Linked DNA regions of Homo sapiens: region 2 is linked to region 1. A link is a loop called in an ENCODE intact Hi-C map of the cell type or tissue named here. Cell type or tissue: PC-3. All regions are shown on one strand. Links, peaks and the distances in the headings refer to the core of each region. The heading gives the core; the rest is flanking DNA. Region 1 has its middle 130 kb from the start of LINC02853. Region 2 overlaps DPH6-DT (DPH6 divergent transcript).

The links. Peaks named below come from ENCODE experiments on the same cell type or tissue, not always from the same donor. Only the 100,000 strongest peaks of a DNase experiment are listed, where the experiment ranks them.
Region 2: it touches region 1 in a loop (4-fold over the local background); 1 of 110 quality-filtered maps calls a loop at or near these places.

Annotation. Positions count from the first base shown.
Region 1 is chr15:36,165,327-36,182,316 of GRCh38, reverse strand. No RefSeq gene overlaps it. Among named protein-coding and RNA genes, the nearest start is that of LINC02853, 130 kb to the right of the region's middle. In PC-3, for the core only: no CTCF peak of the experiment used is centred there; a DNase peak (open chromatin) is centred at 9,156.
Region 2 is chr15:35,747,401-35,764,390 of GRCh38, reverse strand. All of the region lies in intron 2 of DPH6-DT (DPH6 divergent transcript), which reads right to left. Among named protein-coding and RNA genes, the nearest start is that of MIR4510, 170 kb to the left of the region's middle. In PC-3, for the core only: no CTCF peak of the experiment used is centred there; no DNase peak of the experiment used is centred there; H3K27ac peaks cover 1,149 bases.

The sequences.
Region 1 (16,990 bases), core at 6,240-11,239:
AGACACAGTTCAACTTTTACCAATGTCCCCACTCACTTTTCCACACTTTTTTTTTTCCAACATCCTGGGCCACTGGCTTCTCCAAAGTTGGAAACAGGTTCAGAGAGAGATTTATGAGACAGAAGTGACCTTTGGGTTTTATTGAATATTCAAATCATTGCCTTCTTCCCTGAATCTTTGGGGAAGTTTTTGGAGACTCACACACACATGCACACACTGTTACACATTTCCTGAGACTTCTCACTGACTTTTTCCAACATAGGTGCTGCCTCTTTTGGCCAGTTGCTTATGACTTGATGCCTGAATTCTGGAAGTCCACTTCCACAGATGTTATTTGTTGGATTCACATTGTCCTGTGGCTGTTACTTTCATGCAAAGTCCAAGAGAACCAAAGTCTTCTTTGAGGTCACCCTTTCCAAAGGAACCACCCATTGTCCTGCTGCACCAAACTCTGGCAGTGTAGGTTTTTCCTAGGGTAGGTGATACCTAGGAGTCACCAAGGCTGTTTGGAGTCTCCTTCTGTGAATGCCTGCAAGGACTCTGCAACTCATTTTAGAATGTGAGGGTACTTAGAGTTCTTGGCTCTGGAATTTCAGCCCAAATTAGATAGCAAGAAAGGTTCTCATTTAATATACTTCACAAGTATGTCAGCCATAGTTTTTAGGATAGATTTTGAGCAGAGGGCTTTGGTCACCACTTCTCATGATACTCTTTTTTTTATTAACCCGTCAACATCTGCTGCTTTCAAGGCCGGGCCTGGTGGTGACCTGGCTAAGCTAAATGTATGAGTCAGGAAAATGTGTTTTAAACATACTTTCAGAGAAGTTGACAAGAAAGCAGTTAGCGTTCTTGAACTTGAGTCGTTTATTGTCAAATGGATGTGGCAGAGCTATCACGAATGGGTTCCTAGGAATAAGACTGACAGATGCATACATACAACCACCTGTAGCTCACCTATAAAATATATTCTTTAGTTGAAAGGGGAGAAATGCAGAACAAAGAGTCAGAAAGCCTGAGATTTAAAAAGCTTCTTGAATGAATATAGTACAATTCAAAGTAGGCATTGTTAGCCTACCTTGTACAAGGATATGGCATTAAATTTTATAATTTATATAACACAAGAGATCCTTCTCCTAAGAAGTTTATAACTGCATGACAGTTAGACTGTTGATAAATGCTTGAGGGGATGGATACCCCATTCTCCATGATGTGTTTATTTCACATGGCATGCTGTATCAAAACATCTCATGTACTTTACAAATATAAACATTTAATATCAACGCATAAAAAAATTTTAAAAATGATAATAAAATTTATACTGTTCAATAGCTTGCAAGAAGGGACATCAGAATTACAACCACAGGTAAAAATGGATACATTAGGGATGAATTTTGGAAGAAGCAAAAAAATAGAAAGCAGTTAGAAGGGGAGCACATAAATTAGGCATGAATTGTTATTAGAAGATAACAGCATGTAGTAAAATATAAATAAAAATATAATTTTCACATTAAGTATCAAAATTTTTAATATAGCTTGCTTCTTTAAAAAATGACTGGAGCAGATCATTAATGCTTGATTTTAGACTCTAAATTGTAGTTATTTGCTTTATTTTTAAAAAGGAGATGGAACCACGCTTTTTACCTGTTAGGGCAGAGGCTTCTGACTTTTGAACTGAATCAAATGGTCTTCCCTGAAAGTTCCTGAAAGCTACTTGGTACAAAGTGTTCTTTTATTGATTTTTAAAATGCTTTAATCAATAGCATAAACCATTCATACCTAATTTAAGTGCTCCCCTTATAATTGCCTTCTACATTTTTATTTCTTCCAAAATTCACCTCTAATATATCAATTTTTACCCGTGGTTATAATTCTGGTTTCCCTCCATGCAAGTTATTCAATGGTATAACTTTAGTGCAATCAATGAATCAGTTCTGTAACTCAACAAATGTTACCCTGAAAGATGACATTCTATAGTATTATCATTGTTTTATACATAAATATCATTTTATTTTCCAGTGTCACTGTTGCTTAAACTCTTACTCAGATAACAGATAAGATTAAGTCACAGAATTTCCAAATTCATCAAAATTACTTGTTTTTGTTTTTTTAAAGCAAGTTTTCTAAAGGTGAGTTTTAAATGCAAGGTCTAGCTTTATGATATAAGTACAAACTTAAAATTTTAGGAATTTTGTTGGAATAATGTTCAAAATCTTAAATGAGGCCCACTAGGTCTTGTGCAATAGAATATGATTCTTTTGTGGTAGCGAAAGATGGTCAATGATAAAAGAGACTCAAGATAGGCCTAGAAAACCAGTTTCTCTCCTGCTTCAGAATCTTCACTTAGGTCAAGTGCAGGCATTAGTGAAAAAAAGCCAATTAGATCTGAAGGGAGCATGCATGCAGTAGGAAGATCGTGAGGTAGGTTGGGGTAGGATTGTGTCAGCATTCAAGGAAATGCCTGAGTGTGGTCTTCATCCTATAGGCAGTAAGTTGCATCCAAAGAATTCTGAGCAATGGTGTGGCGTGATCAAATCTGTGTCTGACTGCAACGTAGAAGAAAGATCTGAAAAGTACAAATTTGGGGGCCCATAACCTAGTGAGGAGGCTGTTATAATTATCTCACTTACATAGGACATGTTATTTAGTAGAATGTTTCCCTGAATTCTTAGTTGATAATCTAGAATCAAAGCACATGTCAGAAAGTTTTACTGGTAGTTGTTAGGTCAAGTATACTTAGCGGCATCCCAGAAGATTGTCAGTGGCTGCATTTTGTCTGGTGCTAATGGCTGATGATAGTCCATACTTGAGTCAGAGATTCCAAGGCTAATTCTGATAAATCTTGCTTCTATCCAACCTCTCCTGGTATCCTATGCTTGGCTTCCAAATTTCATGGTCACAATAGTCTAGGCAATGAGAAAGTCAAAAGTCAGGATATTTTATTCACCTAAAATCTGATAAGTTTCAGAGTAAATGTCTCCTCTAAGGAATATTTGGGGTTTTAAGGTTACACATAAGAAAAATCTGAAAACCTGGAAGATGTGTATCAAGTATTTTATTGATAGATGGACACAGTATTCAAGTGGTTAAAAGAAGTCCTATTTTTGGCATAGATTCCTTTCTGTTGTGGATAGCGGTCTACTTTTATTCAGTTTTGTGCAATGATCACCCAAAGGAGTGTTAAGAGAAACGTGATTTAGAGAATGATAGAACAACCTTCTGAAACACACAATGGATATGGCTTTAATATTACAAATATTATGGATCTAGATAAGGCACTTAAATAATAATGAAGGCTTCAGATTCTCATGCTGAGTGATTCAATGAAGCACTATGAAGTCTCAGGATATTCTGGCTCTTATCACTCAAAGTTAGTAGAAATGGTATTAGAGAGATTCAGGTTTTGGATTTATACTCAAAATCGTTGAAATTTTATCTTCCAAGAATAAAGAGATTTAGATTCAAGTGTTTAGAAGGCCTGTGATATGTGTGTGTGTGTGTCTGTGTGTGTGAAGTATCAGCTTTTAGTTGGTAAAATACTGATCTTTGATGAGGGAAACCAAAATTCTTTCAAATTATATGTAATAGACATCAGTTGCCCTACACAACTATTTTCCAGTTTGGTGAGTTACCTTTTTCCTTGATTCCTGTTTATACTTTCCAGTCCAGCTAGGGAAAATGAGATGGATCCTATTCGGCTAGAATTCTCTCCTGAAGTCTTACAAACTCAGAGGTTTGTTAATTGTGCACTAACACAAAGCAAACCAGTTTGTCTGTTGGAACATTTCTAAGCGGGCTTCATCTCAACTCTGTTCTATTGAGAGGACCCATAGGCATTTTCAAGGAGTGTGGATTTTATGACTGCAGCTTGAGTGCAGCTGTGTCTTTTCCAATCTAGGGCCAAGAGACAAAATGCAACATGAGATTTTTAAACATTCCAAGGCCCATCTGCCATGTAACCCACTTATCTTTGTGGCTGCAAGTTCTTTATTGATCCAAAATGGTAAAGAAAAAAAAATGGTAACAAAGGGGGAAAATGCAGGGGGAGAGAAAAGCCATAATTCCTTTCTTTTGTTGTTCTTCCAGCAGCATCTGTGAGCAATTGTCACAATTACTAGTCAAACTGTATTTGACTTGTTGCCAACATGAATTTTCCAAAAACCCAGTGTAAACAAACTCTGCAAGTACTTCCTCATTTGCCAAGCCAGTAATTATTTACTTTGTTTGGGCCTAGCATTAATGTCAGTTCAGCTTTACAGCCTGTAATGTGTTTGTTAATGAAACTGTGAGGTCTAAAGCTACATATTAACCTTGCCACCCTTCAATTTTGAGCTCAATAAAGTTGCACCATGGTTTTGTAAACTAGTGTTGGGGACAGGCAAATGATTAATTATATTTTTTCCCTTTTCCTTTATCCAAGCAAATTGTTAATCTTTAAGCCTGCCTTGCATTTTAAAGTTAACAAACTAAAATCCAGCTGCTGGGAGATATGATATTATTTAGACAAGTCTCTGTGGCTGTTTTGATGCCATATTTGGAAGTCCTCAGCAGTGATGCTTGTGTTGATGTTTAGTAACCTTGCAGGCACTGTGTGCTTCTTGAAAGGAAGGAAAATGCCTTAGAAAATCTGGGAATATCTATTTGGTAAAAAAGTGATGGAATGCATAGCTGGGACCCAGTATTCATTTCATGGAACTAAATCAAAGTCAGGTGTTTTGAGGATATTCGGGTAATTCAGCTAATAAAATAGACAAAAATTCCTGATAGGGGAGGAAGCCGAGAGCCGAGGGAGAAGGAGACTTCTGATTTTAAGGATATGATATTTTTCCCTCAGTCACAGTGGAATCTGCTCTGTCTCTGGTGTTAAATATACACTGTGCAGTGACTGCGCTCTGGAATACAACAGAAGGCAGGTAAAAAGCTCGATTCTCATAGAATTTCTATTCCATGGGAATTGGGAGGACAGATAGTAACCAAGAAAATAAATAGGCAAATTCATTTCAGATCAGGATAAATATTACAAAGTCAGTAAAATAAAGGGATAAAGCATGAAGTCACTGGTTTGGGTGGTCAGAGAATGCATCTTTGAAAGGGAGACATTTGAGCTCATACCTGCATATTGTGACACAGCCCCCGTTAAATGTATGGGGATAAAACTTTTCAAGAAAAGGGAACAGCAGCAAGTATTTGAGCCCTTTGCTAGGTACCAAGAAGAGGAGGAAAGCTGGTGCTGGTGTTGCTACCCAAACAACTTTAGATGTGAAAGGAAAGAAGTGATAGATTTTAGGATTACACCTTCAAGAACAGAAATTCTTCTGAAGATTACTGGGGTAGCCTTGATTTGTTTAGGAGAGGGACAAACATGAAGGGGAAAGCACCTGGCTGATACTAGATAAAAATTCCCTGTAAAAATATCCCTTTTTATAAGCGCCTTCATGACCACCTCCTTTTCCGAGTGTTTGAAGGCTTAAAAGCCTCAGTAACTGTCTACAGATTTGACTTACAGATGAAATTTAGTTCTTTACTGGGGAGCTATGACTATTTGATTTACCTGACATGGAAATTGACTCTAGATAGAGGTGTCTATTTTATCTAATATAAAACTGTAACGTTTCAGGAAGTTAGATGATTATTTTCTCCTTTATCTCTGGAGAAGGTGTGAGTAAATCCCCCCAAAGGAATAATTTTGTTTAGCATCAGAAACTGATGGTTGTGTTTGATTATGTAGTTCTGAGCTCAGAATAGGCATTTTATGCAAAAATCAATATGAATTATGGAAAGAATCTAGCATTTTAGTTACACAGTGTAGAATTTTATAGTTAGCTACAGTGAGGAAGGAAACTACAGAAGGCAATTTCAAGAATCTTTCAGGAATCCTTTTTCTGGGGAAATACTTTACACTTAACAGTATAAGTTGATGAAAAATGCACAAATTGGATATTCTCAAAATAAATGATGAGAGAGAAAATGTAAAGAATCTTATGAAAAATGTCAATTCCTTATGAAAAATTATATTTTAACTTCCTTGTATGCCCAGAGTCCTTGCATTCATATCTTATTTATTTTATTTAACATATTTTTTTGAGGCAATCTTAGCTTATGAGCTAAAAATTTCAACTTGTCATACCAAAAATATTTTTAAAATAACAATCCTCCAACCCTGGTTCACATAAATCACAAACAGAACAGAAATTGGTGGATAATTGGATTGAGCTCTGAGCTTAAAGATGAAGGAGACAAAAGCATGCCCCAAAGAAGCATTTGATAGTCTTATCTGTGGATGTTTTACACCAGGCGTGGAGGCAGTATTGTTTACAATAATTTGTGCTATCTGCAGTGACATTTTATTTGAGCTGGTATCTTGTATCTAAGCCAGAACATTCATGTATAAGGGTTTGTTTTGCTCTCTCTCACTTTGGTTCAAATGTGGTACTAAAGCAACAACGCCTCTTTTGAAGGCTGAGCTGGCAAGCTGAGGAGCTTGTTTCTAATACAGGGACACAGGCTGTAGAGCAAGAATGATAACAGAAGACAATGACATGTCATGGGAGCTTTGCAACAGCTGTAGTCTTCAGAAGGTCAGAAACAGTGCTGCAAGCTACCTTTGTAGATAGAGTGTACAGAACTTAATAAACTTAAACTCACTGGATTTGGAGTAATCGTAAACCTGCTACCCCTCTGCTCATGCTTCTCAAATAAATCTCGTAAATCCCCAGCGATAGCTGAGTTTTTAAGAGTGTCATCATTTGTGATAATAATCACTGAAAGATACACAGAGGCTCTTCCATATTGTTTATGGCTGGAATTTTAAAGAGCCACTACATAGACGAAGAATGAGGTATGTTTCCTTGTTAATGATCCAATGAGCCACACGTGTTTTCATGCATATAATTTAGCCATTCTGCGCAGATGCACACTGAATAATGTTCCAGGCATTTCCACTTTTTTCTTGTTCACAGTCTTCCTTCTCCTCCTTTCTCTCAGCCCTTGTTTCTAGAATGTGCTCTTCTACGTCAGTGATGATGAAGTTGAGACTAACTTCAGTAGACATTGTGAAGCTGAGTGCTCAATGAATTGTTTTTAAAATACTTTAATTTATGCCGATGACTGCAAATAATTTTTTAAAATTTATTTTTATCTATTTGTAAATGTTTGTGCCCATCTCTGCAGAGTTAGGAATATGGAACAGAGAGAAAGGTTCAAAAATGTGGAAAGGATACTATAATAAAAAATAAAATCTATTCAACAAAAATGCTTGCTTATTTTAAATATTGTACTTGTGGAAAGCAATGATGACACTCATATTTAAAGTAGATTGAGAGTCATCCCAAGATCCCAAGATTGTAACCTACTGTATGAAAGACAAGGACTTGGTTTAACCAGTTTTTTAAGCTGGAAGAAACTTCTGGAGGCAATATAGATATTTCAGACTTTTTTTTTTATTTTGGCCTATGGATTTTACTGATAAACCTACATGTAGTTTAATTACTTTATGGTTATTTTAATATCAGGGTGATGGAACAATATATCTTATTCACCACATACTCCAGTTGTATGTTTCGTCCGTTCATTTGTTGATTCATTGATTCACTTTTACTAAGTGTCTGCTATGAGAAATATTGTGAGGATGAAAGGAGAAACAAGATTGAGCCTCTATCCTTGAGACCTCCTTAGGGCACATTTGCCTGTGCTCACACATACATATTCACATACACTTTCACACATACACAGGTTGACAAAGTATTTCATGTGCCAAATAATGACCTTGCCTGTCTACTTGGAATCTGGCGGTCAGAGTATGAAGAAACACTTATTTTCAGCCTGAGGCCCAGAGAGTCACTGAGATTTCTCTGACCAGATACAAAACAGTAATGAGGATGACAGAAATAATTTTTTTATGCTTTTAGAATAAACTGTATTGAGCCTAGTAAGTTGGGTAAAATCTCAGTTTTCTTAAACTATTCAGTTCTCAACAATAAACTTTAATTGTAGATGTTAATAAGCCATTACGTCCTTCTCTGAATGCAGGCATGGCACACAGAATCCCACTCCCAATTCTTCTCTACAACCAATAGGAGAAGAAACCAATATCTCAAATCCCACAGATGTCCTCATTGGTATTTTGTGATTTTCATAGTCATTTTGTGTATACCTTCTGAATTGCAATTTAGAATTAAATTATCTCTTGTTATTACTGGTGACCCAATGTTCTGAATAAAAATTTCTTTTGTTCAATTAAGTGACAAATATATTGAGAAGTACATTTGAAGTACTACTCAAATATTTCTCAAATATTTGAGAAGTATATTTGTTTATACTTTGGATTCCTCCAAGTAGTATTTGAGGATGCTGGGCTAAGAACAATCTTTAGCTCATATTATGCCTATATCTATTTAGGTAGACACCGTGGCTTCTCTGTGGATGTGCTTGTGGGTTCATTTGATTTTAAAAGCCAAAGCATCAGCTCATGTTTTAAGATGAATAACCTTGTAATCATACCTTATGCTGTATTATATCTCTACTTATACCATCAACAAGACAGTGAGCTTCTTGAGGACCAGGATTATTATTATTTATCTTTATAGCTTCAGTCCCTAACACTGCTGAACTATAGGAAAGCCTTGAATAAATAGGACTTAAAACAGAGATGAGGAAGGGTCAGTCATGAAGGTGGCAGCAAAGTGTGATTCCAAATGCAAAGCATATTTTTGAAATGCAAATGCATACTTTCAATTTCTGAGAAGGAAATTCACCCTGGAAAATAACATCTACTGAACATACAGAATTTAAATATTAGCTACCATTTATTGAGCTCTGAGTGTGAATTAGAATCTGTGTGCCAGGCTCTTTGTATACAATATCTTATTTTATCCTTGCAACCACAGGAGTGATAGGTAAAAGCAACTACCATACAGCAAAATAAATGTGATTGTGCGATAGAAACTACCTGGGAACAAGAATGCTTTCTGTTTCCTATTCTGTTACTGATTTGTGTCTCTGGTATTAGAACCAGGCACCGTTCTAAGTACCAGAAGTGGATTTAACAAGAAGGAAAATACTGTATTTGGGGCTTAAGGTGAATCTGAAATGAGTAAGACAAAGTGTCTACCCTAAAGGCCTATAAAGAGCTTGTTTAATGTATTTGGCATTTGGAAGAGTATTTGTACACTTAGTGACAAAAGTTGCATCAGAATATTTGGGACTAAAGCCAGACTGCAGTGGAGTGAGAATGAACACAACCTATGGAAGTGAGCAGAATATATGACATGTTCTTCCAAGAGGTTGATGAAAAGGACAAGAAAGGGAAGGGTAATCTGGGGGAAATTAGGGTTGAGGGAAGGTTTTCTTTCTGCTTGTTTCGTTCAGAAGAGTTGAGTCCACCATCATGCATAAATAAGATAAAGAAATGACAAAGAGGAATGCTCTTATAGTAAAAATATAAGAAAGGTAGAAGGCAGGTACAGAAATAAGCAAAAAGAAATGAATGCAGGATAACTGATGTACAATTCTGTACATCTTTTTGAAAATTTGAATAAATTTCCCCTTTTTTATGTACATGTTGAAATTCTATGTGTTACCTAGTGGAATGCTTTGCTTAGACTTCTAATCCAGTTCTCATTAAGCTTATTATTATGTTTTCACTCACTTTTCCAAGACAGTTAATATTCCTTTAAACAATCTTGTATTATAAATAACATTACTGACAAAAGTAATACATGTTAATTGTAAATAATTTGGAAAATACAGATGAGCCAAATAATTTTGTATTTTAAGTTCATTCTAAATATACTCATTATCTTTCCATCAGTAGGAATTATGATGATCATGGCCACCACTGAATCAGTCTCTCTCTTTTCTATATTTTGAAAATGTATATTGCTTTTTTTGAAATACAGGATCACATAGCCAAAACTATTATAAAATCTGCATTTTAAAACAATATTTCTTACCAATATTTCTTTTCATGTCATTCCTATAAATATGTCTCAACATTTTATTGGCAAAAGATAATTCAATTGTAGGAATTTATTATAATTCATTGAATAATCCTTTACTGTTAGATAAAATTTTAGTGCTTTTAGATTTTACTATTATAAACAAGTATCCATGACTGCCCTTAGAATCCTAGAAGTCAATTGTTGAGTCAGAATATGCACTATGTTTTTGTGACTTCTGTGATGTTTTTCCTGATTGTCTTCCATAGAGGTTATACTTAATGTACATGATCAACAGAAGAATATGAGAGGGGTTATTGTCCCTCACCATGGCTAATGCTAGAGATTAGCATTAAAAATCCTTTTAAATATCAAATTTTATTTCATACATACTTCTTTAGGGTGCTACTTTGTATTTTTATGGTAAGATTGGATTTACTTCTATTGACTCTGTCATTCCGTGGTCGTTTACTTATATGGTTATTTGATATATTTTTGTTTTGGGGCTGAATTTCTCTTAGTGTGTGGCAAGCACGCTTTTAATGTTATGTGTTGAAATATGAGCCACTTGTTAGACATTTATATTCTGTAAATATTTCCTCTTTTTGTCATTTGCAATTTATAATAATTTCAGTCGTGCATACATTTCAAAAATTTGAAGTATTAAGCATTTTTCTTTATGGCATTAAGGACTGTATAAATATTCACCTAGTATGTTTATGGTTTCACTTTTTATGTTTGAATCTTTAAACACTTGGAGTTAATTTCATTGTAGGGTATCAGGTGTGTAGTATGGATTTAAGATTATTTTTGTGTTTGGCTAGTTGTCTAAACACCACTAATTGAGTAATCAATTTGAGGTACCATTTCAAATCATATATTAAGTTCTTATAAATGACTCTAGGTGTAAATATTATAATTTTCTCAATTGATATGTCTGGCATTTCCTGCAACAATATCACATAATTTATTTTATCATACTTCGTATTGTCACTTGGATGAGATTTTCCTGTCTTTTACAATTTCAAAATATTTTGGCTTTTTAAACATATTTATTACATTGTTATCCTCACAGTTATTTTGGCAATTATATCCATACAATGGAATACTAGTAAGCAATAAAAAGGAACAAACTACTGACACAGCTACACCATCGATGAGCCTCTAAAACATTACATTCATTGAAAGAGCTAGACACGAGAGATCTAATAATATATGATTTGAGTTATATGAAATGCCTGGAAAAGGCAAATTTATAGAGACAGAAAGTCGATTAGTTGTTACACGAGACTAGCGATGGAAACTGGAAATAACTGTAAATGGCAATAAGGGATCTTATTTGTAGGGATGAAATGCTCTAAAACTAATTTAGGATTTTGGCTAGACCATGCAGTAAGGTTACCAAAATTTATTTTATTGCACTGGAAAGGAGTGATTTTTATGATATGTAAAATACAATTCAGTAATGTTGTCATTTTAAAAGAATTATTCTAGCAAGTTAATAAAAATTATCACTGTTTTGTTAGAAATTGGACTATATTTATATATTAATTTTATAACTGATTTCTAAGAATATTGTTTTCTCTTCTGAACTATGATATTTATTTTCTAGGGAATTTCTAGAACTTTATTACTATAACTTCACAGTTTTACTATTAATCCCCTAGATCATTAGGTTTGTTTGTTTGTTTTATTTTTAGGAGGTTGCTATTGTTGATAATTTTCCCTCATTAAATAAAATAAGTGCTTATTGATAATATAAATAGAAGACTGCTTGGTTTTTATGTATTTACTTCATAAATAGTCCCATTAATAAAACTGATTGTTAGTTCTAACAAGTAAGTGATTCTGGAATGCATGGAAAAGTGTGAGTTACATTAGCAATCTGACTGACCTCTGGACCAGAGATTTTAGAACAACAGATTATAGATTTAGCCATAACTTGGGTAATTTCACTGTGAGTTTTCTTCCCCCAGAAGTTGTTAGGTGGAGGTCACTTGGTCCTGGAAATTTATCAACATTTAGTTTGTCAATTTGGTTTAAATTGAGAATATCTACTACCAATATCAGACCTTGAACCTATGGCCTACCAATATGAAAATAGAATTTTAGAATGGGGATTTTTATAACAGCATGCTTAGTAAATTAACTATCTAATGTGTAACAGTGATTAGCATTTCACTGAATTCAAGCATATGTTAGGAGATCACAATCAGAATCCTGGCCATCAGGTAAATTAAGAAACCATTTGGCTGGGAATAGAATGATTAGCATAGGGATAATCTCCTCTGTTGCTGATGATTATTGGGCTTGAGACAGTTATCTAATATCCACGTTTCAGCAAATATTGAGCAAATCTTTACCACTAGGAAAAAAAAATGAAGATTTTAGTTGCTTATATTCAGTTGCTGACATATTTACCATTTAAAGACACTCTGTTATACTAATGTACACTCTAATTACCAGATAAAGGTGTATGAGAGGAAGTTAGAAAGGTCAAGTTGTGGTAAATTTATGAAAAAAAACGAAAGAGAGAAGGTGGCATGTTGGAATTCACTTAGAAATATGTATCATTGTGAGGAAAGAAGTAAATTTTGAAAGTTGCCCTGAATTATTGGAGCAGAGAAAGTATGACTTACAAAGATATTGTGGCATGATATTGCTGTTCATTTAGAGTTGTAGCAATTTTTAATTTTTATTACTGGATGCAGTAATATCAAGAGGCATTTGAGATATCTGCTGGTTCCATTGAAACACCTCCTATTGTATGACAGTTACAAAATGTTTTTCTGGATAATCAGGATTATCCCCCAGCCAATATTGTAAATATTAATTTTTGCCATTTACCTTTTGGCACAAAGACCCCCAAACTGCAGTCTCAATTTATCATTAAGTTGGCATTGCTCCATCTTGGAAGCACAAATCTCACAGGTACAAAACCTTCAAACCAATAGAACCAAAAGTTAAAAAGATGGAGTAAAAAGTTATTAATGGGTTATTACTTGAACAAGCAAGTAAATTTGGAAAGTGGCTCTGAAATATTTGAGCAGAGAAGGTACGCATTACAAAAATATTTTGGCATGATAGTTCTGTTCATTTTTTCACTCTTATGTCAACTGCTTGGTTTCCAGATGCTTGGGATATGGCTATAAAAGAAACAATATTATTTGTTGTTTCTGGTTTGGAGCATACATTGTTATTCTAAGCGGCTTACTTTGCAATAAGATAGATGATAAAGTTAGTGAATCCCATGAAATTTAGCCCATTGTACATCTTATTTTACCAAAAGTCTGCTCCTTGTTCAGGAGCAATATTGCATAAGATTCCACGATGAAGTTTTCAGAAACACCACAGATTGTAGAGTTATATATAGCATGACAGATAGAGAAATAAAACTCAAATCCAGCTTGTGTCTAACCTGTGTCATAAATTAGATTCCTTGAAAAGTAGACTTGGAGATAGGTTTGTGTGTAGGATGTTCATTGAAGGGTGCTCTAGGAACCATCAGCTCTGGATGGGTGAAAGGATGAGAACTGGAAGGAAGTTGTGAAACAATCATGCAAAGTCCTTGGCCAGCCCCTATAGGGAGTTCTAAATCTGGAATGGCCCTGCAATTTTGTCTTGAAATGGGGACACAGGGACTGGGCCTTTACATAGTTCCATCAACAAAGTCTTTAGAGTACAGAACATAAGAATTAATCCATGTTGGTGGATCCATGAATAAACTTTCCTTTATTTCCTGGTGCTTTAATTCATACTCCTAGGGCATACCATCTTTTATCTATCTGGTTATGAAGAACCACTGTACTAGAGGCCTTCTGGTGAGAATTTTCATGGGATGTATATATGCTCATACTTTAAGCTTATTCTGAGAGGTCTTCCCCAAACCTGTTGGCCGCAACCCTTCACACGTGGTCTAGTCATAGAAAACTCCCAGGAGTCTAGGTGTGTTGGAGGTAGTTACTATTGTGGCAGAAATGCACATATACTAAGAGTGGGAGCAATCCATTTTGAATCTTGGGACCTACTTGATCCTATTGCCTATTGTAATATCATTTATATCGCTACATTACAGGAGAGAAACCTTGATCGTAAGGAATTTAAATCTTTTATAATGGTCAGAACCACACTTGTCCTGCATGTTTGCCTTTGCTCAGCAGCAAAATTGGTATCAGGAGGAGATACCAATTCTATGTTCAAAATTTTTCTCTTGCCAAGATAGCCTGGAAAAAATGTCAGTCAGTACTTCTATTCATAAGACATGCATAAATGGAAGAGACTCACTGAGAATTGCCCCCCAACAAATGCATTATCATTTTATATATTGCTGAATTAGATTGCTAATATTCTATGTAGAAATTTTGCATCCATTTTCACATTTGTGATTGGTTACACTTTTCCTCTCCTCTAATGTTTTAGTCAGGCTTTGGTGTCAAGTTTTGTTGGCTTCATGAAACCAGTTGGGAGTATTCTTTCATTGTTCTCTTGAAAAATTTGCATAATATCGATATTATTCTTTGTTCACATATTTGGTGGATTTCACCAGTGATGCCATCAGAGTTTGGAGTTTTCTAATTGAGAAGGTTTTAAATTATACATATATAATCATTAGAAGATTATATAGAACTGTTCAGATTATCTATTTTTGTGTGTCAATTTTATTAAGTTCATGACTACCAATTTGTCAAATTTATATAATGATAAATTTATTGGCAATATTTTTATAACATCCTTTTTGAAATATTGGAAAATCTTTGTTCCAAGCTCTCGGCAAATAATTAGGAGCCAAAGGAAATGTTCTTAAATTGTTAAAAGAGTTTTACAAAAAAATCTAAAATGAACATCCTACTTAATGGTAAATATTTTAAAGATTTTCTTTTAAGATAAAAAGCAAAACAAGTTTGCATTTTATTACTATTATATTTAACATTATACTGGGGTTCTTAGCCCATGAGCAAGGCAAGAATAAATAAAATAAGTTCTAGAAAGGGAAGAGTGCAATCATTATTATTTGCAGATAACATAATTGTCTGTGTAAAGCAGCTAAACATTTACAGACAAATTATTAGAATAAAAGAGCTTAGCAAGGTAAATAAATATAGATTTACAAAAATTTCTCTATACAAGTAGCAATTAATAAAAATGATATTTTAAAGTATATACCATTGGTAATAGAATCCAAAAAAAGAAATAAAAGGCATACAGACCAGAGAGGAATAAATACAACTATCTTTATAGGCATGTAACATGATTATCTAAGATAAATATCCCCAAGAAAATTTTTAAAAATTCAAAAAAAGTGAGTAGATTTAGCAAGGTCACAGTATACAAGACCAATACACATGCATTAGCTGAATATCTGCATTCTAGACATGAGTAACTGAAGTTGAAAGAAATAATACCTTTTACAATGGCTTCAAATCATAAAAATATTAAGGGATGAATCCAACCAAATATGTACATCACTTATATGCTGAAAACTAAAAAATTTGGATAAATCAAGGAAAAGATAAATAAGTGGAGACATAAACCATGTTCATGTATTTGGAGAGTCAATATTTTAAAAACATTCATTATTTTCATTTTAATCTAGCAATTCAATGCAATCCCAATTAAAATCACAGCAGGCTTCTTATATACATTGACAAGATAATTCTCACTTTTATATGGAAATATAAAGGAATAGAATAGAATAGAATAGAATAAAACAACTTTGAGAGAAAGAGAAAGGTTTGGAGGACTCATACTACCTGAGTTAAAGACTTAAAATTTCTGTGGCCTAGACAGTGTAGCACTAGAGGAAGAATAACATAATTCAACAGAAAAGGATAAGGTACAGAAATAAATCTACATACAGATGCTCAATTGATTTTTGAAAAAGTGTCAAGATAATTCAATGAACAAAGAATAGTTTTGTCAACGAATCTTGCAGGAACTCTTGGACATCCTGATATGGTTTGGCTGTGTTGCCACCCAAATCTCATCTTGAATTGTAGCTCCCACCGTTCCCACATATTGTGGGAGGGGCCCAGTTAGAGGTAATTCAATCATGGGGGCAGGTCTTTCGCATGCTAATCTCATGAGGGTGAATAAGTCTCTTGATATCTAGTGATTTTATAAAAGGAGTTTCCCTGCACAAGTTCTCTTCTCTTGTCTGCTGCCATGTGAGACATGACTTTCACCTTCCACCATGATTGTGAGGCCACCCCAGCCACATGGAACTATGAATGAGTCCATTAAACCTCTTTCTTTTGTAAATTGCCCAGTCTTGGGTATATCTTTATCAGCAGCATGAAAACGTACTAATACACATCCACATGCAAAAATGAACCAGTCTGTACTCCACACCATATACAAAACTTAATTTGAAGTAGACTTAAATGTAAAACCTAATCATGTGAAATTTCTAGAAGAAAACATAGAAGAAAATCTTTATGATCTTGTGAGAAGTATTGGTTTCATAAATAGGGCACACACATACCCACACAACAATAAAAAAACCACAAAAGATTACTCTTCATCAAAATAAAAATCTGCTGTTCACAATACATTGTTAAGAAAATTAAAATACAAGGTAAAAACTAGGAGAAAATATTTGCAAAACACCTATTTGTGAGGTCTGGTATCTAGATTACATAAAGAACTCTCACAATTATATAATATAACAATAAACAACCCAATCAAAAGAAGCAAAAGATTTGAGTAGACACTTCACCAAAAAGAGGTATGCGTAAGCACATAAAAACATGCTCAACACTATTAATCATAAGAGAATTGAACACTAAAAGAATAAATGAGATTTACATACTTACTAAAATGACCAAAATTAAGCAAACCGACAATGCCAAGTCAAAGATGCAGAGCAACTGGAACTCTCCTATGTTGCTGTTGAACAAGCAAATAGCTATAGTTTCTTTGGAAAACAGTTCGGCAGTTTGTAAGGTGGTTAAGCATCACCTTAATATATGACCCCATAAGTCAACCCTTAGGTTTACACAAGAGAACTGAAATCTTATGTTCACAGAGAGGACCATTTGCAAATGTTTATAGCAGCTGTA
Region 2 (16,990 bases), core at 5,005-10,004, 420 kb after region 1:
TGCATAATTTTGTAATATTACAAACTGGTCATTTAGAAAATATTGCTTTACCAAATAATACAGATCTTTAAAATGTTGATATATTTTTTGTACAATATCAAAAATCATATTTGACTATGTAACCACCAATCTCGTAAGACAGTATGTATGTATGTACATACTAGAAAGCAGTTAAGCTCATTGTGGAGAAAACGAATTTCCCCAAATCACACAAGAGGTTTTCCTCAAGATAGCCATTGTACTTTGATATACAGCAGTGTTTTATGCATATTTTCCATAAATTACTAAAAAAGTACTCAAGGATTAAGATTTAATAAAACTAATCATTTTTGCTTCACAAAAGACATTATTAAATGAAACTTATTTATTTTACTGTGAGTGCATGGTGGTGATAAATATAATGACCACTAGTACAATTTGGTGCCACATTCCTACAAGGCACTAGCAGTTTTATCCAACAATGTTTTGGTGCCATAACTGCAAATAACAAGAAAAGAAAATATTGACCAGGACAAACCATCAGATTCAAAACAATGATTCAATACTTGAGTAACTCCAATGCTTTGAATATTTCAACCACTTGTTTGTTTGACAAACATTCACAAAAAAAACAATTATCTTTGGGTGATTAGTTGGTGGTAAGACCTCCTGGTATCATAAGCAAAACATAAAGCAAACATAAGCAAAACAGCAAGTCCATCCATGGCTGTAGAGCCCCCCTTTTGAGAGACAAAAGTACAACACTGCCCATGAAATATTAACTCAGCCTTCCAGTTTATAGCTAAATCTTTAATAAAATGAGTCAGTTGGCACTGTCATTTTTTTCTTTTTTACTGATTTTTAATCCAGCAGGCATACAGCAATGTCTACTGTACAAGCTATTGTATGAGCTTCTCCAGCCAAGGCAGTGTAATAACTTACCCTGCAAAATGATTCATTTTTCATTTCTAGTTTGAAAAATTGTAATAAACTTTTTTGCTTTTTAATGAGCTTATCATGTCTACATGAATGTCTCAATGATGCTGCAACGTAGCTGATACCCTAATAATATTCAAAAATATTCTAGTGCATAAGATACAATGACATGATTTCTGGTATGTATAAAGCCAAGGATAAGATAGCTTTCATCATATTTTCCTCCCTCTTTTACATTTTTTTGCAATTTATTTAGTGTAAATTATTCTTCCATGAGATTTCATCTTTTTCAGAAATTTTAGACAAAACACACAACTACTTGGGAAGACAAGCCTTCTAATCTCCTTTCTGTAAACCAATAATCAAACTTTAAATGCAAAAATATATTACTTATTTTTTTAATTTCCAGGCTTTCTTGAGATATAACTAGCAAAAATCATATACGTTTAAAGTATACATGTTTTGATATATGTGTACATTGTGAAATCATTACCACTATCAAGGTAATTAACATAATTACCTTTTTTTAGGATAAGAACATGTAAGATTTTCTCTATCAGCAAATCTCAAGTATACAATACAATATTATTAACTATAGTCACCTTGCTGTATTTTAGATGTCCAGAACTTACTCATCGCACATAACTGAAACTCTACCCTTGGACTAATATCTCAAATTGATCAATTTTTTTTTAATTTTAGAAGAAATATCTCTAAATACTAAATACAGTTAAAATAAATTTTAACATTTATAAAATATTTAAAAATCTTTTTCTTAATATTATTGCAAGAGAAGACACAAACTATACCTCTTGTATCCCTGTATAGGTGCAGAGAAAGTTTCATCACTTAAAAATAAAAAATTTATTGAACAATAATGAGTTGCAGAGATTACAGATGGCATAATCACAAATAACTCATGTAAACACCATAGAAGTGATTGAAAACCAACAGTTCATATCTAAAATCACACATATATTTATACCCTCAAACCACTCTTTTAGAAAATGTCATTGAACACAAGAATTCACCACCTACAACAACAAAAAAATCTACTGGTTGTCAGATCACTAACACCAGCACAAGTTATGTGGCATCTGGAAAGCTTTACTGTACACTCATGACAGAATGGAGGAGAAAACGCAAATATTGAATTATTATTATGTATTATTATGAAAATAGCTTTCTTTTTGCAACATCCTAAAAGGATCTCAAAGAACCTTTGGAGGCCCTGAGCCACATCTTGAGAATCATTGCATATATATTATTACAGACAGAACTATTTTATCATTTGTTTATGAGTTACAAATTTTGAACAGTGAAGTAGCTTGAACTCTAGCTCAGCCAACTAAGTCCTGGCATGACGAAAAACAAGATTAGAGGTGAAAAACCTAATTAATTTCACCTGGAGGATGGGACTCTTACAAACATATTATACTGTCAATCATCTAGCAGTTTTGTAAGCTCATGAGATAAGTGAGCATGAATAAGATTGTGACTTCCCAAAGTTTTCAAGTCTGACACATTTTTTTGAAGATCAAAAATATTTGCAAATATCCCACATGATAGCAAATGTACTGTTTTTAAGTTTCCATTCATTGAAAAAGGAAAAGGCAATTGTACAGACTATACGGGATAATACATGTAAACTGCTTAGCATATGCCAGGCCTATAGTAAGAGCTAATTAACAATCTAGTCCTCCTCCCTCCAAGAATGTCTTTCCTCAACCTAATAAATAATAGAAAATTTACCAAAAATTCTAGGCAAGAATTCAAACTCTGAATCAGTGCAACAAAAGGTCTCCAGTGCAAAATTTAAAGAAATATATATTTATTGTAGCAAGAGATTGCAAACTGTTGAGAAAGATTCAAGCTGGTTCCAGATGAGGCAGAGACAACCTTGGATTGGCAGCAAACTTCAGGATTATGTGTATGTAGCTAAGTAAAGAACATCAAAAGTCCCATTTGTAAAAGCCATTGAGGTCTTAGTACTTCAGTATTTTCAGTATTATAGAACCTCTAAGTCTATGGGTAGTTATCTCTTCCATCCATGAAAACTCCAGTGTATAGACTATTTGCTTCTATAGATAGATGTCATTCTGGCATGTAAATGACACGAGTAAAGCAAGACATTCTTTCAGCTATTTTCCAAAGGGCAGTAACAAACCAAATACACTCTGAATTTATTAATTTTCTATTTGTATCTCTCAATGAACCCATCCCCACTGCCCTTAGGCAGACTTAAAAAAAAAGAAATTCTTAACACAATTAAATCAAAACATGCCACGAAAGTGATCAGCAAGACAAACAAACAATAAAACAAACATCAACTCATTCTCAAAACTAATGTCACCTTTTAAAACAAACTTCCCTGTTTCAGCATTGACTTCCCTGTAGCATATGTGCCAGCAAATTGATGGGTCTTGGCTATGAAATTAAAATGCCCAGAATCTGTTAAACAGGGGAAACTGGTTCTATAAAGAACTATCTTCTATTTCAAATGGAATGTGTATTCTACACTTCAGATTTTAAATCCATGACAAGCAAGACTTGTAGTCTAATGGATGGCTTCAGAGTCAGAAAACCTGGGTTTATGGTTTGGCCCTATCACTAGTAGTTGGTTCTTAATAAATATTTATTAAATGAATAAAAAGTCACTGTGATACACTCATAAAAGTCCATGAAATAGTTAAATGACAAGCAATTTAAACCAAAACAACAGCACAGGGGAAAAAGAAGGAAACTTATACTGTGGTAAATATGATCTAAAGGGCTTTTAACTAAAGAGTTCTTTCTGGAGAGTTTCTGCTTTCTGCAGGAGGCAGAAATATATATCAATCCCTTCCCATGAGAGCAGCACACAGAGAGGATAAAGTATTTAAGGACAATATTGGTAGGTATATTTACAGAAATTAGAGAATTTTAACAACTCTTGGAGTTGCAATATCTGCAAGAATTTGTGCGACAGCAAATTCAAACTTAAAGTAACTAACCTATGGAAATAAATGCAAACCCTGAAGTTATTTTGCTGTAAACTGTGAACTCCAAACAACTACAAAGATGGAGAATTCCATGCAATTGGTACACCACTGCAAGCACAAAAAAAAGTCATAGGTGTGACATGGAACAACACAGGTAGTGATGGAGAGTGGCTTAACAGGTAAGAGTCCACAAGCGATTTGGAGGTAGGAGACCACAGAGGAGCAGAACTCAGATCAGGAGCAAGACGTAGTCACCTCTTGCTACAACTACTAGTTAAGATTTTCACATGCATCTTCCAAGAGGATCAGCCTATTATATAAGAATATTACACACAGCCGGGTGCAGTGGCTCACACGTGTAATCCCAGAACTTTGGGAGGCCAAGGTGGGTGGATCGCCTGAGGTCAGGAGTTCGTGATCAGCCTGGCCAACATGGTGAAACCCTATCTCTACTAAAAATGCAAAAATTAGCCAGGTGTGGTGGTACACGCCTGTAGTACCAGCTACTTGGGAGGCTGAGGAAGGAGAATCGTTTGAACCTGGGAGGCAGAGGTTGCAGTGAGCCGAGATCACACCACTGCACTCCAGCCTGGACAACAGAGTGAGACTCTGTCTCAAAAATAAAAAACACAAAAGAATATTACACACCTTAGTTTTAATAAGCCTTAACAATAGAACTGTGATCTAACTATTCTGAGATCCAAAACACATCAGTATATCTTTGTGTGATATGTCCAGTTATTTCAGTTGAATTTATCTTTTTAGCATGTCCTGCTTTATGTGACATTTCTCTCCTTTGCAAACTTTATCCTCTTCAGGCAAAAAGATGATTCATAGAGATAACTCATATCAAAATCTTTATACATTTGAGTGCTATTACTTTGGAGAGTTTTTTGCTTACTTTGTTTTATTTTTTTGTCTTAAGCATTACACTTAAGTTTTCTTTTGTTCAGTAAATTTATAGATTCTTCAGATTGCTACTGTTTCTTGTTTTCTTGATTTCTAGCAATTTCACACTTTTTAAACTCGCCATGAAGAATTAAAGTAGGCAAAAGAGTATAAATCACAGACTTCTCTATATGGCTTGCTTATTGGCAGTTTGGTAAGTATATTAAAAGATTAAGATCATTAATTAACCCAGATTTTTGGTATTTTGTGTATTTTCATTATTAATCTTCTTTTTATTTTCTTTCCCTCCTACAACTAAAGGTTGGCCCTTTAAATAATTACCTTTGTCTCCTGTCTGCACAACCTTGATTAGCTGTGGATCTTTTTTCTGGTTTGTTGATGTCTTCTGCAAATGTTTCAGCTCTCACCAGTGAAAGCTGAAACTGAAGCAACTTAAGAGGTACTTTTTTCTTAACCTCTCCAGTGAATTTTCATCATGTCTTTTGACACACTTAAAAAACCCGATTACCAGTCCTGGGCTGCAACAGAACAGAAGGGTTTGCAACATTCTAGAAAACAACAGCTGGATCTTGGACTTCCATACTTTGTTTCCATTAAGACATTTGTCCTGCCTCTACACCAACAATTTTTGCGCAAGCAATCTTCATTTTTTGAAAGTCTGTGCTCCTGATTTTGAATTCAAGAAAAAAACTCCACTGGTCTTTTTAAACTAGAGCTCAGACTCCCAGACATTAGTCTACCCCTTCATGAAGTGGAACAAGGTGGGGAAGTGAGGTGGAAGGCAGGCAAGCTGAGAAAGTGTTAGACTTTCTAGGCCCTGGTGAGTAGAGACAGGGTGAGTGCTTTCAGTTCTCTCATGAGTACAATGCGCTTAAATCCAAATATAAATGAATATTAAAATGCCCTTCCAGAGACAAATACAAATGCTTAGGGGATTGTCTCCCTTCTATTAGTGCAGGTCTGGAGAAGTTTACAGTATCTTACTAGCCAGAGATATCTACTCTTGTACTCCTTACCCTCTCAGAAAATAGCTAGACCAGAAATGCCAGGCTCTGCTCTAAAAGCACTAAAGACTTCACTAAGCAAATAAAAGTCATTTCCTAAAATCACTGTCTTCGTGAGATTTCTAAATCTAAACAAAACAATGTATTAAGTTGGTGCAAAAGTAATTGTGGCTTTTACGGTTTTTGTTGTTGTTTGTTTTTCTACTCTTTGCAGATTGAAGCATTTCTGGGTTGTTGTTGTTTTTTTCTCCTCTCTAAACACAGATCTTCAACTAAGTCATAAAAACAAAGTATGTTCACCTTTTACAAGAGAGTTAGTCATTGGTCTCTTACAGAAAATGTCCCTATCTTCAGCTTCCTTCTACTCTTTTAAATATATTTTCTATGGAGACAGTGGCTACATTTAATCTGATTCAGAAACCTATCCCTAGTAACCAGCAAAGGAAAATGTTACAGCTGGGCCAGATGACATGGTGCTCACTTTGGGCATCGTGTATTTTTGTGTGTTTGTGTGTATGTGTATTTGTTCATTTATGTGTAATGAGCACCTGTGGAGAGACATCGTAAGTAAGTCAATATTTATTCTCCCATGTGCTTTTAAGAACATTTGGCAGGTTATTTGTTAAGGGGCAGGAGCAAAGGAGATGGAAGAGCATGCCCAAAGCTTTTTAGCATGTCCTGCCATTTTTATACAGAAAGCATTGAACAGATGGCTGTGGCTTCACAAAATTCTAGTTTCAAAGTTGATCGCTCTTAAAGGAGCTTGGATAACTCTTACAAACTCTGCTGATTTAAACCAAACTTTTTTTTTCTCCCCTGTACAGAGTAAATCCAGTTCCCAGTATGCTTTTGTCATTAACAAAAACTCTGAGGGTGGTTTCACAGGGATTTTTATGCATTGTTCTATGTTCTTTGTTTGATTTATAAACTGCTGAGGGGAAATGGGGTTGTAAACCTAATCCAGGTTTATGATATAAAAGGGCAGCACATTTTAGAAACACCTTGTGGTCTTACAAATAGAGTTAACTTTAAGCAATTTATTTAGTTAAGTAACTGACTCAACTATGTATTAAATTGCTGCCAGTTGGAAATAATGGAGCTTGGCAGTTTTACTGTCAAATATAGTGAGTACAGGAAAATAGGTGGAGACGGGAGACTTGCAAAAGAACGAGCTGTTGCAGCATTTAGTGATGGAAAAATCCAGTAATTCACCTTGACTACACTCAAAGGGAAAAAATTGAAAAGCAAGCTTCCACTATTAAACAGTTAATTATAGTGTGTTTATGTGTACAGGGCTTGATTGTTAATTGCTTAAACTAAGTTGCTCTATAAAGACAAGTGCTTGTTGCCTGGATTCCTATGGGCTTAGAGGTTGATCTGAGTGTTGAGCTGGTCTGTTTTCCAGGGTGTAAATTGATTGACATAAATTTAAAGTCTGGATGTTAGAAAAGAGGTTTTATAGAATGTCTTAAGCAAAAGATAAACTATAAGGGAAACCCACAACTTCAACAGCAAAAGTAAAAATCTACATGATCTGTTTTACTATGACTTTTGAAGGAGCATTTCTTCGTCTCTTTATTCAAACCAGTAAGAAAAGGAGAAGAAATAAAGTAAAATAAAATAATATTTGCATAACTTATTCTGGATTATAAGATTTTACATCTTCAGAGACTTTGTGACCAGTTATAGAAAATAAGATCCCTGGGAAAAGATCCAAGAACGTGTAATAATTTGGGCTGGAGCAAGGAAGGCTGAGGCATAATATAACAAGGTCTTCAGGCCTGTGAAAATTATTATGCAACAGAGACAACCGGCTCTTCTATTTGCACATGAACATGGAGCTTAAATTGGCAGAAGTTGCAACAGAAATAATTTGGGATGAAAATTGTAAGAATCAATAAGTTTCTGTTCTTAAGGTTTTTAAAAATTAGATGCTAGGATTCTACAAATGTCATAGCAGTATTTCATATGGAACATAGACACATACTTAAATTTTGTATTAACAATTTATGTAAACTTTGGCAATCAAGACTTTGAATTTGATCAGAAGTATAACCTTCAGGAAAACTATCACTATGAGCTATAATTGCTTAAATTGTGTTAACCACAGCATGTAGTTAGGTAAGCTGTTGGTTTATAAATAACCAGAAGATAAAAAAATAATGGCAAAAAGTAAATCCTGTGTCAAGTAAGGTCATTCTGTCCTTTACATTTAGCTAAAATTAGCTCAAGTTCCCTTCTCTGTGTTTTTTGGAAGGTCCATGACCTCCAATATTTCCAAGAATTTCCCAAGCTGAGGGCCCTGTGGCTTCAAGTTACTTTGAACTTGAAATTCTTTGTCTCACACTTGGGTCTCACATTGCAGTTTAAAAATAATAATAGTATTAATGAAATACAGTGTTACAAGGCATTGTATGAACAGTAGACTTTTACATCAAACCAAATTTTCATTCTTTTTAGAACAGCTTTGTAGGCACACTGGTGTTGTCAGACATAACGTTCTGTTAAGCCAGTGAGCCTTGACTATACTGAGTAGGGATGGTCTACAGAAAAGTGTAGCCAGTTTCTGTAATAAATCCTGGAAAAGTATATCAAGTCAATTCATAAAGCATGTCACCAACATAAAACCAAGAGCAAGTTTCCCCATGTCTTTCTTCTGTTGCAGACTGTCCAAATTGCAGAAAAAGGGACATCTGATAGAATTCAGAGGGAGAGTAATTAACTGAAGAACAGCATGCAGTTTTGAAGTAAATTGTGTCTGGTTCAAATCATAGTAGAGAACAGAGCTTTTTGTTCTTTCCTTCTGTGAACTTCAAGCTCAATGGTGTAAAAACTGTTCAAAAATGAAGTAGCTCAGTTGATGAATTAAGCTAAGAGATAAGTATGATCTTAAAATGATATACTACCTCAAGAAAGTCATTTTATCTTTCCCATTAGTAATGACAGTAAACAAAGAGCATTCCAACATTTCTTATTTGTAATAGTGTCTGTTTATTTTATTTTATCAAACGTAGGGCTTTTCTCCATTAGTCTTACTTAGCTTTCTTTGAGTTAAAAGTATAGCCCTATAAAAACGGATGAAATCATCTGCTCATTGACTTTCTACTCAGCAAACATTTTTTTATTTTCTTCAACTACAACTCTCATAATTTTCCTAGTCACCATTCTTCTCATCTATTTTTACATTCCTTAGTTAGCATGTCAGCCCAAAATGCCTCAACCCATCAGTTAAATTAGTTCTGTTTCTACAACAGCTCACAAAAGGGTTTACTGGTGAAACTCTTCCTCTAATCTAGCTTTTCTTGCTGCATGTACTATTCCTTTATTGACCTTAGTTTGGAGAGCTTTAAAATAATACGTATCAGCAAGGGTTGTATGCTTTCTAATCATATGTTTTCTCCTGCTAATCATTCAGTTACCTGATTAGAAACAGATGCAACCTATTTGAAATGTGAACTTCAGTGAACTGCTAGTAATGGTTGCATATTTTTTAGATACTCTATGTATACGTTATGAAATGCCCTAGAAGGTTTTCAATAATAAGCATTTGGATTATATTTTATAGCTGCAATGTTTTTCCTGCCAAATGAGCCATTCCAACCAAAACAAACTGACAAACAAAACAAAAAATAAGCAACAGCAACAAAGATTCAACCAGTATTGAAAGCCACAACACTTATAAGTAATCTGCAAACAAGAGTACTAGAACTGCAGTAATACAAATTTTAAAACAGACAAAGCCTCTGCTCTCGGTTTATGATATATTGAAAGAAGTAAACACATCAACCACTATTTATAACTTGAAGCAGAATATGATAATCACTTTCATTAAAGTACTTACAAAGTGTCATGTAAAAAAAGAAGAGAAAAAAATACTTTTGTCTAGGGAGAATCAGAGAGGGCTTGATGGGAAGTGTAGCGTTTGTGTTGGATCTTGAAGAAGGAGTAGGATTCCAATGGGCAGAGATGGAGAGAAATTCTAGGTTCCAGCCACAAGAGCATCAGCATCTACCTCTAAAAAATCCTCACGGTCCCTGCCAATTTGATCACCCCTAATTTTACCGACAAGAGGTTAAATTACTGATTTGAAAGAGGTTGATATTTTGTTGAAGTGATCCATATCAATCGCACAGTACAAATCAAAGGAACTTGAACTGAGCCATATTACAAACTACTTTTGTACAACTCCCAATATAAATATACTCAAATATTTGTTTAATCAGACTGCCAACGAACTAAAATTTTCTTAAAAGAAAAAAAAAATGTCCAGTGACCCTCTTCAAATCAGAACTGAATCTATGTGGGGTTTTTCTTTAACTTCTATAATTACAACAAAAAATCAAAGCAACCAGTATGTTCTCCAAATCAAATCTGAGCTAAACCAATATTGATTACATCTGGTTCATATCTGCGGTTATCAATAAAACACCAATTACATGACCAAAATTTGGAAACCAAATGCTAAATCTTACTAAACTGAGGTTTTTGCAACACCGATTTGACAATTTGGAGAGTTTTTAATTTAGAAAAATTCTCATCAAGGGCAAAACAAAGTACAAAGAGTTCCTGAGCTTAAATTCCTGATTCAATCTTTAAACTGTATTTTCCTTTGTTGCCAAATGATTCATTCGGACATTGCAAAGTAAATATGAAAACATCTGGGGGGATATTTTTGCTGGGGGTTACTTACTAATAAGAACAACCAGGTACCTCAAAATGTGCGGCTTCTTAATGAATAAATGCTTGTCAAGTGACTGCTGAGTTCATCTTAACACATGCTCTTTATACACACTGGCTCTCTCAGTACCATGAGAAGCAGAGAGGCAGGGATCTGATGACTAAATAGACCTTTTTATTCATTGCTTTGATCTACCACCAATTCTATTTAGTCATCTCTGCTCTGAAAACCAAATTCCTTTATAACTCTGAGGGCACATGATGGCTTGTTTTGGCACTAACTCTGCACAGCTAAAACTCTGGGCTACAGAAGCCAAAAGATTTAAGAGCCTCTCACCTCACAAACTTGAGTTTCAGGTCAGGGCAGTGACAACCTGTCAGAATCTCGTTTGTGGCACCCAAGCAAGCCAAGCGCATGGACAGCGGAAATGGCTAGAAAAATCCTCAGACCCTGTTCCTCTTGGCCATTAATTCCATTGATTATTTTGGTGTTTAAATACTGAGACAGGCCCTGGTGCCAGCCCAAATACAACTAGTCAACTTACATTTCCGTTGGCCTTTTAGAACATGCAGATGTACCAAAATCCTAAAACACAGCTGAGTTAAAAATTAAAAAAAAAAAAAAGAAGAAGAAGAAGAAAAAGAAGAAAGAAAAAAGAAAGCAGCAAGGGGGAAAAGTGTTCCAAACAAACGAAATGTTGATCTGCCTTTTATTAATTTCATTTTTTATCTTCTTGTGTACAGATTTTTGACAGCTGTGACATTCATGGGCAATGCATTTGAAAAAGAAGACATAAATATTCAGAGACATATTAGAATGCTGTTCAATGTAAGCACCTGTCTACTTAGTGTTGACAGAAAATCATTTACTTTGCTTTATGCATGTTCCCTCCAGAGACCACAGAGGTCCTATTTTATTTAAAGAGCTGGTCCTAACATCAGTGCTTGCTCTTGAAACTGCAGTATATGCAGCTAATTATATTTATTGAGGAAACAATTTTGTTTTATATTTTCAATAATACTTAAACAATTTTGTCAATCTTGACCTCAGAAATGATTTTCCCCAAGGATTCAGTTAACCAAAGACTTCATACAAGGCCTGAAACCAGTGTCCTTACACTACACTGTTGCCATTATCACCTAGGGAAGTTTTTGAAGCACAACTTTCAGAGAGAAGTGTGCGAGGTAAGACTGCAAGATCTCTGTGGGTCTAAGGAAAACATCACAGTCAATAAAATCCATGCTAGCATCCACATATATGCATTTATTATGTATTATAGTGATATAATCTGAGAAATTCATATTGCATAAAACAATACATCATTAAAAGCTACATGAATCATGAATTGTAAATTAAATGTATCAAATTTGGTGAAGTTTTTATTTCTTTTCTACTTGGTAAACCTTCGTTTCTTTTCCACCCTTGCCAAATCAGAAAGGTAATCTCAGGTCTTGAGTGAAAGGTGACCGCACATGGAGAAAAGGAAAGGAAAAGAGGGAGGGAGGGAGGGAGGGAAGGAAGGAAAGAAGGAAGGAAGGGAGGAAGGGAGGGAGGGAGAAGGAGAGGGAGAAAGGAAAGCAGAAAGGAAGAAAAAGAGGGAGCGAGGGAGGGAGAAAAGGAGGGAGGAAGAGAGGGAAGCCAACCTTTATAGGGACACTGAGATTACTGTGAGGTGACCTCGTTAGGTGATTTCTATATGGCCCCACGAAGCCGTCTAACTTGTTCCCAAGTGATTAAAATAGGCATGGCTAAGTTAAATAATTATTCCCCCAGAATAATTTCCTTTCTTTACTTGGTAAAACGCCTATCTTGAAAAAGTATGGTTTGCCATGGGTTGACGCCTGACTACTGAGAAAAATCCTTTAGCTGAATCTCAGGTCAGAATTAGAAATGTACCGTGTCATCAGAAATATAATGAAACACAAACGGGAGTGAACAAAGCCTAATTTTTTGACTACGACATTTCTCTCCATTTTAGTTTTACCTGACATGAGCGTATAGTGATGTTAGCTCCCCTGATGTGGCACGGGTGGATGAGGCTTGGGGGAAAGGCAAGCAGAGACCTGGGAGCTCACGACTTCCAAAACCTTACAATGCTGCCACCTACAGGCCGAAACTTCTAAAGCGGATTCCATCAATACTGTGTTTTCCTTCCCTTAACAATGAAAAAACACACAAGATTGTGGTAGAAGACCAAAGCCCCAAACCCAGAGTCCTGTAAAGAGTTAAGTCACCAGGTGATGTGAAAGAACAGGCCCTTTAGCTTAGCTAGTTCAGTGCCGTTACATAATTTAATTAGGATCATCACACGGCAACCGAAGCTGTCTAGAGGAATTATGAACCACAAGTTCAGATCACATGTGAATCCCTTTGCTCAATTAAAGCTAAGCAATTTTTAAGGTTTTTTTTCCCTCTTTGCAGTATATGCAAAGAGCAGTGAAGCGTGGCCTGCATATTTTTCACATTAAAATTATTACATAAAGCCTGTAGCATTTGAAATACTTATGGAAATCAAAACGTTACACTCTGACCTTGGGCATTTAAACTTCGTCATTTTTAAAGCTATTGTTGCCATGCTCTCCTTTGTTCTAAGAAAATTACTGTGGTTAGTTATAATAGCTGAATGAATAATTACTGGGGGAAGAAAAGAAATATGTAATAGTGTCGAAATGATTCTTGAGCCTACATTCTCCTAAACAGAGTTTTAATTCTGTTTTGAAGTCCCAGCATTGTGACTAAAGGCATTATCCTACTTCTCTCTTCTCTACTGTAACGGCCAGAAAAAGTGATCGCTTTCTTTCTCACTAGACTATTCAGTCTACTTACCTTTATGTCAGAAGAAACTCTGCTAAGAACTGGATGATGGAAAGAATTTCTGGAAGAGTCTGATTCTAGGTTGATCTATTTTTTACGCTGTAAGTACATGTAGCACCAAGCATATTAGGCAAATGTTCATTGTCAAGTTTTTTCTACACTTTTAAACTTCCCTTGGGCTTTTAGCTTTTTTTCTTATTAATTATATCAGAAAACAAGAAAAACGGCAATATTTTCTATTTTTAACTCTGTTTTTAAACTTATATAATCGGATACAGAATAATAATTTCAGTATTTTAAAATTATAGCATGGGATCATATTTGTTAATCATATGTATTAAAATTACATTTTCAAATCAAGCTACCAGAAATTTTTCAAACTAGTGGAAGCTTAGAGTTAATTTTTAAATGTTTAGTTGGAGGAATAAGTATTACCCTTAATAAAAGAGCATCCTAATAAAAATTGCAGTACAAAGATGCAAATAAATAAATGTCAGTGCTAGAAAATACATTACATTTAGTTGAGGATCTCTACAACTTGGAGTAGACTGATTGATTGATTATAAAATCCCCGGTATTTCCATATGTATTAAGACAATTGAAATTAGAATGGACAATGGAACTTCCAATAAATACTGTGGGAAATTCTTCACTAACTTATAGATGAAAGATAACAGGCAAAACTCATTTTACAGTATTATAGTCTACTTATTATTTGCAACAGAAAAAAAAATTCTGAATTTTAAGGGCACACACAAACATTATATTGGAGTCACATGTTACTTATTAGTTTCTTAGATGAGAGTTACACACAATGCAAAAATGATGCAATCTTTACTTTTTTAAAAATTTGAAAAAGTTAAATCTTCCTACTTTTGCAACCAGATATTTGCAGGATTAACAACTCCTTTAAACAATAGTTGGATTTAACCATAATCAGAATATAAATACAATAAGACATTCCTAAGGGGAATGCAATTTTTTTTAATTTCCATATTTGCTACAATAAATGTTATGCCTAGAAATTTTATAGCTAACAGAAACACAGAAAATACTATACCCAGAGCTAGAAAACTGTTCCAGTACAAAGCAAGTCTGATATATTACCTTCCAAATACACAGCATATCCCTGGTAAAGTTGTAAATTATGGTTGCAAATGAGGCCACAAACAAAATTTTGCTCAAGGCATGAATCATAAATTCAAACAATAATCATCTCCTACATGAGGCACAACTACTTTGTTTACTTCTTAGACACTGTTTCCTAAACATGAAGATGAAACTAGGTCAAGGAAATTTAGCATCTTTTTCTCATGAAGCATGCTATGATATTGGGTGGCACTGCCTTATTTAAAATCGCACAAACCTTTTAAATATTAAAAATCTATTTTAGAGTACTGAGTCCTTAAGCATTTTTACATTTTACCTCATGATGAGACGATATCATTAGAACTATAGCCATTAAATGAGGAAAAATAAATTATTTACATTAGTTACCACTGGAATTCTACTGTTTTTTATATCGAAAATAAAAGGATATTTAGCTAATGTTAAATGGTACTTTTAATCTATTCAGTTGATCTGATGGTTTGCTGTTGCTTGCACATATCTGGGGAGTCAAATGTTTTTCTCTTTCATATTTTTAGAATTTCTAAAAGCCTAATTCTACTAAGACTTTTTTAAGCGCTAAGCTTAAGAAGAATGGCCTTTAATTAAATCATTCAAATCATAGAAAGAATCATGATGTTAAATCACTGAAATGCAAGTTCTGAGAATTACCTCAGAAGAACATACAATTGTAAAATATTGTTTGGAATAAAAATTTGAACAATAACTTAGCAATTTTTATTTGTGGACAATAAGAATGAATAGCAGTATGTTCACTCATCTGTAAGGTCCTTTGGTGTCAAAAACATTCTGTTCTTTCAGCAATTAATATCAATAATAATAACAATCATGATGGTCACGTTGATTAAATGCTTACAATATACTAGGAACTGTGCTATGTATTTTATATGGATTAACGCATTTAATTTCACAATAACTCTTTAAAGCAGAGATCATATTTATATCAGTCTTACAGACTATGAAACTGAGGCTTGGAAAGAAAAGTGCCTTCTCAATGGTCACTCTGAGCCAGGCCCTGAGCAATCAGAGGTGGGCTGAAGGGCTATTTACTGAAGAAACCAATAATCTATTCATTAAAACTTTCTATCAGTATATAAACCAAGGGGGACAAATAAAATTTGATTTGTTACAAGCCTATTCAATTGAAATTAAACAATGTATGGGTACGCGTATGGAACTAATAAACTGGCACAGTGATCTACAAATGCAATCATTCAAAAAGTGTTTATTGATACTTAAGTACCACTCTCTGCTAGATGGTGTGAATTCAGTGCTTGGCAAAATGAAGGTATCTTTGCCCTCAATGAGCTTTTACAGTAGTGGGGAAAACCAAACAATTTTTAAAGTCTACAAATAAAATAATTAAAAAATCAAACTGAATAGAGAATAATGTAATTTGGGCAAGTGGTCTGAAGATGTTTCTGAATAGGTGACACTTAAACTAGGACCTTAAGGAATTGCCATCCTAGGACACAGTAATACCAGAGTTATTAAGAAATATTTTTAGGCAGCTAGATAGGGTAAAAGTTCTTGGCGGAAACCAACAGAAAGGCGGCTTAAAGAGCCAGGCTGGCAAGCTTTGATATGCAAATGCTGGCAATTAGAAACAGAGTCTACCCAATATGGCCATTCCCGCCTTCTCCTTGTCACCAGGTGTGCCAAGTGTCATGGCCACTTCCAGATAACACCATGTGCTCAGAACATCATGGCAACCTGCATTTGCATATTAAGGGGGTAAGGTAGGAGGGCCAGGTTTTTCACGGGCTACGTGAATGACACACCTGGTCAAACCAATCCCCTGGGCCCTGTGCACACATGGCATTCCTCTCTGTTCCAAGCCCTCCTCCCCCCTGCCTCTGTACAGAGGAGCTGTTTTCTTTTTTCTTTCTTCCTTCTTTCTTGCCCATTAAACTTTTCACTCCTTAAAACCACTTCATGTGTGTCCGTGTCATTAATCCCATCAGCGCGAGACCAAGGACCCTGGTGTTCCTCCAGTCATCGGAGTTGTATCAATAGGACGAGTATTCTAGTCTAAAGGAAACGCCATGTGCAAATGCCTTGAGGCTGGAGAAACCAAAGTGTAGCATTTACCAGAAACGTACATGGTAAGTTAATGGGTGCAAAATGCAGGCTCTTTGTTTTCACACCCACTCCCCATTTTTCCTTCACAGTCTATTACCTTCATCAATTTCTCTTGGCCTTCACACCAACATTCAGTCAATAACAGGTTTTAGTTCGGACATGTTATCCTGAATCTGTCCACTCGTTTCTATTCACCATCCTAGTCCAACTTATTACAATGTTTTGCCCGGACTACAGCTCTAGCTCCCTAACTGGACTGCCCGCTTCCAAATGGGCTTCTTCAATTCTCCTCACAGCAGCCAGAGTCATCTTTTGACAATGTGAAACAGTTCACAAAACTACCCTATATAAAGCCCTCTAATAGTTTATCTGTACTTCTTTCTGGTATCTGCAGGATGGGTTCCATCTTGTCTTTTGGATTTTCACTTAAATGCCACCTTCTAAATGAGTCCTTCCCTCATGGCTTAATCCCCAAGTGA